Regions from separate parts of the Homo sapiens genome. Here region 2 is linked to region 1. Evidence: read pairs that join two places in POLR2A ChIA-PET (ENCODE). Cell type or tissue: OCI-LY7. All regions are shown on one strand. Each heading gives the region's core, and the rest is flanking DNA. Links, peaks and the distances in the headings are about the cores only.

The links. Peaks named below come from ENCODE experiments on the same cell type or tissue, not always from the same donor. Only the 100,000 strongest peaks of a DNase experiment are listed, where the experiment ranks them.
Region 2: POLR2A ChIA-PET joins it to region 1 with 12 read pairs; 2 of 35 experiments call an interaction of 5 or more read pairs at or near these places.

What each region holds. Positions count from the first base shown.
Region 1 is chr13:46,002,581-46,006,981 of GRCh38, reverse strand. It overlaps ZC3H13 (zinc finger CCCH-type containing 13), which reads left to right. Exons shown (of 19, transcript NM_001330564.2): 8 at 3,646-3,843. Among named protein-coding and RNA genes, the nearest start is that of ZC3H13, 48 kb to the left of the region's middle. In OCI-LY7, for the core only: no CTCF peak of the experiment used is centred there; no DNase peak of the experiment used is centred there.
Region 2 is chr13:46,174,591-46,178,991 of GRCh38, reverse strand. All of the region lies in intron 1 of LCP1 (lymphocyte cytosolic protein 1), which reads left to right. Among named protein-coding and RNA genes, the nearest start is that of LCP1, 5.4 kb to the left of the region's middle. RefSeq lists an enhancer at 2,005-2,064. In OCI-LY7, for the core only: CTCF peaks have their summits at 2,149 and 2,554; a DNase peak (open chromatin) is centred at 1,971; H3K4me3 peaks cover 4,000 bases; H3K27ac peaks cover 4,000 bases.

The sequences.
Region 1 (4,401 bases), core at 184-4,183:
GTTAGGGTGCATAAGAAGATTGAGTCATCTCATGAATATGCAATGAGATATGTGGCTAATATAGTTGTTGGCAGAAGACAAGGATGAAAACTAGATTTAGTCGTCATATTTTAGTAATTTCCTACTTGTTTACATGGTTAACGCTATGAGTGATAATAAGACATAGGGATGAGGACTAAGAGAGCTACATTTTCTCAATGCTATGAGTCAAGTGCTTTTAAAATATTGCCAGCAATTTTGAGGTAGATACTATCTCATATATATATATGGCTAAGAACTCTTGGGACTTGAGAATTCTGAGAATTCAGCATGATAGGAAATAAGTTCTAGGATTTTAGGCTTAGGTCTTCATTTATAAATATCAGTAGATAGTGAGATTAGTAGATAGTGAAAACTCACCAGATGTATGAAAAGGGTTACTTGCAAACCTAGTACCAGACTGAACACTCTGAGCAGATGGCTTACACAGAAACGTTAATACAGTAAACAGGAACAAACTTAAATTATAAATTCATTTATAAGTTTAGTGCAATTTGTGAGGATATTGTATTTAGAAGACAAAAGCAGTTGATTATGGGAAAAAAACTGTGAACAACTATATTTTTATTTTATTTTATTTTATTTTATATTTTTGCAGGAGACTGGAGTTTTATTAATCAATCTCCCTGAGCATTTGGGGATCAGAGTTTTAGAGGACAACTTGGTGGCGGGGCAGCAGGGAGACTGGGGGAAGCCAGTAAGCCAGGAGTGCTGACTGGTCAAGTCAGAGATGAAATCCGAGGGAGTCGAAGCTGTCTTCTTGTGCTGAGTCAGTTCCTTGGTGGGGGCTACAAGATCAGATGAGCCAGTTTATCGATCTGGTTGGTGCCAGGTTGAACAACTTTTTTTTTTTTTTTTGGGACAGAGTCCCACTCTGTCACCCAGGCTGGTGTGCAGTCAGCTCACTGCAACATCTGCCTCCTGGGTTCAAGCGGTTCTTCTGCCTCAGCCTCCTGAGTAGCTGGGATTACAGGCGTGCGCCACCACACCTGGCTAATTTTTGTATTTTTAGTAGAGGCGGGGTTTCACCATGTTGGTCATGCTGGTCTCGAACTCCTGACCGCCTCACGATCCGCCCACCTTGGCCTTTCAAAGTGCTGGGATTACAGGTATGAGCCACGTCGCCCAGCCTGAACAACAATATTTTAAAAGAGAAAAGAGTTCAAATGGAAAATCATAGAATAGGACAGATGCAGTGGTCTGAGGTGGACAGATCACTTGAGCCCAAGAGTTTGAGACCAGCCTGGATAACGTGATAAAACCCTGTCTCTACAAAAATATGAAATTTAGCCAGTTGTGGTGGTATGCACCTATACTCCTAGCTACTCAGAGGGCTGAGGCATGGGGATCACTGGAGCCCTGGGGGTCGAGGCTGCAGTGAGCCATGATTGTGCCACTGCACTCCAGCCTGGGCAACAGAGCGAGACACTGTCTCCAAAAAAAAGAAGAAATCAAAAAATAGCAGAACAACGAGATTGCCAAATTTAGAATTAGCAAAATGAGTACTACTTTAAAAATTACTGAATATAAAGACAGATTTAAGATCCTGGAAAAGCAGGAAAAATGGAAATGACAGAGACATCTAACATGGAGGAGAGATCCAAGAGATACAGTAACTGTGTAATAAAGAGAACTGCAGAGACTTGGGTCATAAGGAAAAGTTTTGAAATGAAAATAGAAGAAATTGAGTAAAAAGTTTGAAGTTTCAGATTGAAACAGTCCATTTAGTGCTGGAAAAGATTTTTTGAAAATACCTGGATTTAGTGAAAATCTTTTTCCAGTGAGTAATTTTCAAGGGATAATGTTCATAAGCATGCCAACAGAAAAACCAGCTTACCTGAATAGTAAAAAATTTGATTTTCTTTGGACTTCTGACCTGCAACGTTAAATGTTACAAAATATTTTAACTAGAGCTCTGAGGTAAAAGGATTTTGACATGAAAATGCTATATTCAATTAAACTATTGTTAAAGTAAGAGGCAAAGACAGCCAGTTTTGAATGTGTATGGGATCAAAGTTATACTATTTACTTAAAATTACTTAAATTGCCAAAAAGAGGCACTTAAAGAACAAAATTTGTACCCCAAAATCAATTACAAGTAGATTAAAGACAAATGTGAAAGGCAAAATTACAAAATTTTAGGAGACCATCTTTGTGACCTCAGAGTTGGTAAAAATTTCTTAAATAAGATTGAGAAATTTATGATGAATATATACTGACAGTGGTTGATATTTCATTTGTAGATGATGTAATTGTGTTTTTTGAATAATGATGAAAACCTGGAAGCCACCTGAAAAACTATGAAATTGTTTTAGAAAGTTTTGGAGCATCTATTCAGGGAAATTCTATACAGTCAATAAAAATGATTACCTAAATCTGCTTTTTTAAAAAAAATTTTATTTTGAGTTAGAGTCTTACTCTGTCACCCAGACTAGAGTGCAGTGGCGCAATCTTGGCTCACTGCAACCTCTTTCTTCCGGGTTCAAGTGATTCTCCTGCCTCAGCCTCTGGAGTAGCTGGGATTACAGGCACCCACCACCATGCCTGGCTAATTTTTGTATTTTTAGTAGAGATAGGGTTTCACCATGTTGGCCAGGCTGGTCTCGAACTCCTGACCTCAAGTGATCCACCCCTCCCTCCTCTGCCTCCCAAAGTGATGGGATTACACCATGCCCAACCTAAATCTACTTTTTGTTACAGAAAGATGCTCACACTATGTCTATGTTCAATATTTGAAAATTTTGCAAAATATTGTAATAGGATATCCCATGAATGTATGTGACACACACACACACACACACAGAGTTACCATTTCCAATGATGAGAGAAAATAGTTGTGACTATATATATATATGATTTGCACATATTTTCTCGCATTCTATAAGTTGCCTTTTCACTTTGTTGATTGTGTCCTTTGACATGCAAAAGTTTTAAAATTTGATTTAGTCTCATTTGTCTATTTTTGCTTTGTTGTTACCTGTGCCTTTGGTGTCATAGCCAAGAAATCATTGCCAAGTCCAATGTCATGAAGCTTTTCTTCTATATTTTCTTTTCGGATTTTTATAGTTTTTGCTTTTATGTTTAGGTCTTTATTTTGAGTTAATTTTTGATCTGGTGCAATGTAAAGGTCCAGCTTCATTCTTTTGCATGTGAATACCCAGTTTTAAATGAATAGACAGAGAAAGTAAGATATATGGCAAAAGTATGTAAATATTCAAGATGTTAAAAATAGTTCTCTTTGAGTAGTAGAATTATAGGTGATTTTTACTTTCTTTGTCTACTTTTCTGTCTTAAAAAAAAACAGTTTAAACAGTCATTGTATTAACATCTTTTCTGAAAGTGTCTTCCTATTTCACCTCTATCTTTTCTCAGAAACCTGCCCCTTTAAAGTTATATAATAATAAGCAGTGTTAACAAAATAAGTATCAAGTAAATTAATTCTTCAGCCATTTCTGTTAGTTTTTTTTTCTTCTTGATATTGGTTAGTAGTATACAAAATAATAAAGGGCAAGTAATGTAAAGGAACGCTGCTGTTTTTAAGAAGGCTTTAAAAAATATCCTTTTGGCATATTTGAACCTCTAATGATAGCTTTTTGTTACCTTCAGAAATTCAAAAACCAACCAAAGTAAAAAGAAAGGACCACGTACTCCTAGTCCACCCCCTCCTATACCAGAAGATATCGCTCTGGGGAAAAAATACAAAGAAAAATATAAAGTAAAAGACAGGATAGAAGAAAAAACAAGAGATGGAAAGGACAGAGGACGAGATTTTGAACGACAAAGAGAAAAGAGAGACAAGCCAAGGTAAGTAGGATTGTATGTTTTTAACAATATTAACTTTTGTAGAATATAGAATATTTACTTTTCAGAAGCCGTTGGGCATTAGCATATTGGGTTTTTTAGTTTTGTTTACAATAGTGTGTATATTTATTTTAATAATTCCCATAATAATTATTATTATGAGTCATGGATAATTCAGTAAGCCTTAATTTTTACAATTTATTTTTCAATTTTTTATTGTGGTAAAAAAACAAAATGTACCATCTTCATCATTTTAAAGTTTATAGTTTGGTAGTGTTAAGTATTTTCACACTTGTGAAACAATTCTGCAGAACTTTTTCATTTTGCAAATCTGAAACTCTGTATCTGTCAAAAAATAACTCCCCCTTTCCACCTTTTCCCAGCTCCTGTTAACTATCATCCTGTTTTGTTTCTGTGAATTTGACTGCTTCAGATACCTTATATAAGTGGAATCATACAGTGTTTGTCTTTTTTGACAGGCTTATTTCACTTAGCAGAATGTCCTCAGGGTTCCTTCTTGCTGTGGCATGTGACAGGATTTCCTTCCTTTTTAAGGCTGAA
Region 2 (4,401 bases), core at 108-4,107, 170 kb before region 1:
AAAATTCTCAAGTCAACTTCTCCTTGTTACCTAAAGAGTACAGGCCCTTCTGTGTATACAGGAGAGATGGCAAGCAACTTTTAAAATCAGCTTAGGTAAAATAAAATTAAGAAATCTGCTTATAAGGTTATACTTATGAAGAGTCAAACACTTATAAAATAAGATTATAAAGGCTTGGACTTTATTACTAATAGTAGATTTTATAGTAGAGTGACATTATTTCAGTTAATCTAATTTTCTTCCTAGTGTTTTTTTATCTGCTAGTTTCCCAACTTACAGATATCAAATGAAATGATACTATTTCATCTGTATACTGAACACTGCAGAAATAAACATTAGAATTAGGACACATCAAAATATAAAACTAATCAGTGTCCACAGATTTGAAGAGTTTCAAGTGTTCCTATTTTGCCAGATGGAAGCGCACTCCTTAAAAAAGTGTTAATGTTCTACAGGGTCTTCATTTTGAGGCTCTCGGAAGTCACCTCCTGATTAGATGTTGGTTTCCTAGGGATATCTCCCTATAGCTGCTGTGGCCGTGGTGTTCCCCAGATGGCATCTCCTTGTTGCTTTCCTCAGTTCCCTTCTGATCCAACTTCCTGCCTTATACTATTGACTGTTCCTGTTGTTTTGGTTTGTCAGTTTCAATGCTTACATCAGTCTGCCCAGAAATTGCATAACTGCTCCATCTTGTAAGATATCGGTGGGGGATGGGGGGGAGTGGAAGGCGCTTCAATTAATCATCCTAATAATAACGTTAATACTTACATTGAATCAGGTGTTTTTCTAAGTGCTTTAACCCTATGAAAGCATTTAGTTGTCATACAGTCCTGTGAGGTAGTGTCTGGTGTCCTCTTCATATTTGAAGGCAAGTTCATTCATTCACGTATTTTATTTAATTTTCTACAATTGGATCAATTTTGTCTTAACTGTTGAATTTCAAGGCAACTTCCTGGAATAAACAGGTAGCAAACCATGGTGCTTATTTGTAACTAAGCCCTCAAGTTGAGCTCAAATAATCATAATACTTCCCCAAATAAATGCATCTATATGATAAGTGCTTTTATAAACAAATTATTCTGTGTCATCATATCATCATCATCATCATTATCATCACCATCAGCAGCAGCAGCAGCAGCAACAGCATCAGTAGTCAGCCCCTCTGTACACTTGACTGAGTAGAAGTTGGTTGTTAACAATTACAGGCCTCTGCATGGGTCACAAAACATGATCTCCACCCTCAAAAACTTTAAAAGGTTCTTAGTCTTTTGTTTGTTTGTTTGTTTGTTTTTTGAGACAGAGTTTCACTCTGTCGCCCAGGCTGGAGTGCAGTGGCGCGATCTCGGCTCACTGAAACCTCTGCCTCCTGGCTCACCCAGGCTGGAGTACAGTTGCGTGATCTCGGCTTACTGAAACCTCCGCCTCCTGGGTTCAAGCGATTCTCCTGCCTCAGCCTCCCGAGTAGCTGGGACTACAGGCGCCCACCACCACGCCCGGCTAATTTTTTGTATTTTTAGTAGAGACGGGTTTCACCTTGTTAGCCAGGACGGTCTCGATCTCCTGACCTCGTGATCTGCCTGCCTCGGCCTCCCAAAGTGCTGGGATTACAGGCGTGAGCCACCGCGCCCGGCCTTTAAAGTTTAGAATAATTTTAGTCAAGTGGCATTCACATTTTCTAGTCTGTTGTGACTGATAGACATGAATAGATTAAACATTCTACTTTTTATACCCAAGTACACATATCTATGATTGTATAGTAATGGCCAAATATAAGTGTCCTAAAAACTGAGAAAGAATGAAACATTGCTTTAAATGTTAGTGGAAGAAGAGAGGTAAAAGTGAACCACTTACTGGGTTTAAGTAAGTTTTGCTCAACTTCAGAGCCATGGCTGTGTCAGCCCCACTTGCAAGTACAAGGAGCCTGTTACTCAAAGATGGTCAGTTGTTCTTTCTGGCGGAAGGAAAAGCTATGTTAAATTGGGGAACTAGCAAACCCACAGTTCTGTGGTTGCAGCATTGATTCTTATTTCAGCATCTGTTACATGGACAGAAGGGAGGGTCTCCCTCCCTCTCTCTCTCTCGCTCTCTCACACACACACACACACACACACACACAAATAAACACACATACACGGAAACACACACACACACTCACTCACACACTCCTTCTTGACTGGATAAGCTAAAGTGAAAAAGAGATTATGTTTTCCATAGCAGAAAAGCTGACACCAAATTCAGCAAGCAGATTAATTATGCATGTGAATTGCAATCTCCCAGATAATTTGCTTTCCTTCTTTTTCTGGTTGCACTTTCTAGAGGGAAGTGAATTAATGGAACAATTACCTTGTATTTAAATAATACCCTGCATTTTGTTTCCTCAGTCTGGTAGTAGTCACTAAAATTTATCCAAGCTATGTATCCAAATGTGTGAAGTAAAAGGATACACAAATGTTATTTGTATAAAATTTGCATATTTTCCCTATTCAGCATTCCTTAGGCAAAGTTTAAAATTAGAAGTGGATCTTTATTAACCTCAGGTGCAACTTTTTTTCCATAAAAACCTTTTATAATAATTCATGAGATTATAATAGATGTGTGTGCATTCAATATAGCTTCCATCCTGAAAATGTTTTTTCAGTTTTTATTTATTTTTAAATTGACATATAACGGTATGTATTTATGGGGTACCTAGTAATGTTTCAATACATACAATGTCTAGTGATGAGATCAGGGTAATCAGCATATCCATCATCTCAAACATTTTTTATTTCTTGTGCTGGAAACATTCAATCGCCTCTCTTCTAGCCATTTTAAAACTATGTACTGTTAACTATAGTTATCCTATAGTGCTATAGAACATGAGAGCTTATTCCTCCTGTCTAGCTATAATTTTGTATCTAAACAAATCTCTCCTATCCTCCACCTTCCCCCTACCCTTCCCAGCCTCTAGTAATCTCAGGTGTAACATTTAAAAAGTAGATCCTTTGTACCTCCTTGACATCATCTGCTCATATCACCCTCACCAGAAAGGCCAGCTTGAACAAAGAAGAGTGGGATATAAATTCTTTATAGAGAAAGCTAGGTAATAGGTGCAAAGTGGGAGTAAGGAAAAAAGAGAAGATCATGCCTGTAGTTTTGCACTGTTGAGCACTCTTTTGTCATCTTAAAAATGCGAACTGAACTTCCCCCACTGTTTCTAATGCTTTATAAACAGTTTTAAAGTTTCCCTTTGAAAATATGGAATATGGTAGGCACCTTGGAAAACTTTGGATTTTTTCCTTTTCTTGCTGTCATTCATGTTGGGACTGTTCCTCAAAATATCATGGATTCTGTTTCTTTTCTGTGACCACTGAGAATGACAGTTGTGATACTTCATCTACCTGGTGATGTTCACACAGTTTTTCTCCTCCCTCCGTACCCACCCTACTGTTCACTGCACGCAGTTCTTCCTCCAGTACCATATCTCCAGTACCAGTTCTTTAAAGCTGAGTGTCTGCAGCTCCCAGGCACAAAAGAGGCAAATGTGGTATAAAGAAAGGGGAGCAAAGGTAGAGACAGATTTGGATTTATATTCTGGGCTCTTGGTAAATGTGGAGGCTGAGCAAGTCTCTGGAGCCTCTGAAGTTCAGTTTCCTCATCTATAAAATCAGGCAAGTGCTATCTACTCGCTAGGTGTGATGTGGGTTATTTTCCCCTTCCATTTTCCCATGTTGTCGTCTAGGTAGATATGGAGCATATCTACTCCACCCAGCGTCACCACTGACTTACTGAGCCCCTAATATTTACTAGGCATCATGCCAAACGCTTGAAAGATAATTACTCTTTTATTTTCATACATAGCTAGGTAAAGTTGTTATTAATTATATCCTTATTCCAGATGACCAAGCTGAGGTTCAGGGAGGGTTAAGTGACTTGTCTGGGGTCACAGAACCAGTAACTGGCAGAGTCAAGATTCACACCTTTCCTCTCTCTCATTTTATGTTGGCAGTTTCTTAAAAGTATAATCCATGTCTATTTAAACTGTTTTGTATCTTCTAACATGATCCACTAGTTGCTTCCTGATAATATGTCTATATACTTTTTTGTGTTTCCATGATTATTGAATGATTATTTGTAATTCCACATTTTCTTTCTTTTTTCTTTTTTTTTTTTTTTTTGAAGATGGAGTTTTCGCTCTTGTTGCCCAGGCACAATCTTAGCTCACTGCAACTTCCGCCTACTGGGTTCAAGAGATTCTCCTGCCTCAGCCTCCTGAGTAGCTGGGATTACAGGCACACACCACCACGCTCAGCTAATGTTTTTGTATTTTTAGTAGAGACAGGGTTTCACCACATTGGCCAGGCTGGTCTTGAACTCCTGACCTCAGGCGATCCCCCTACTTCGGCCTCCCAAAGTTCTGGG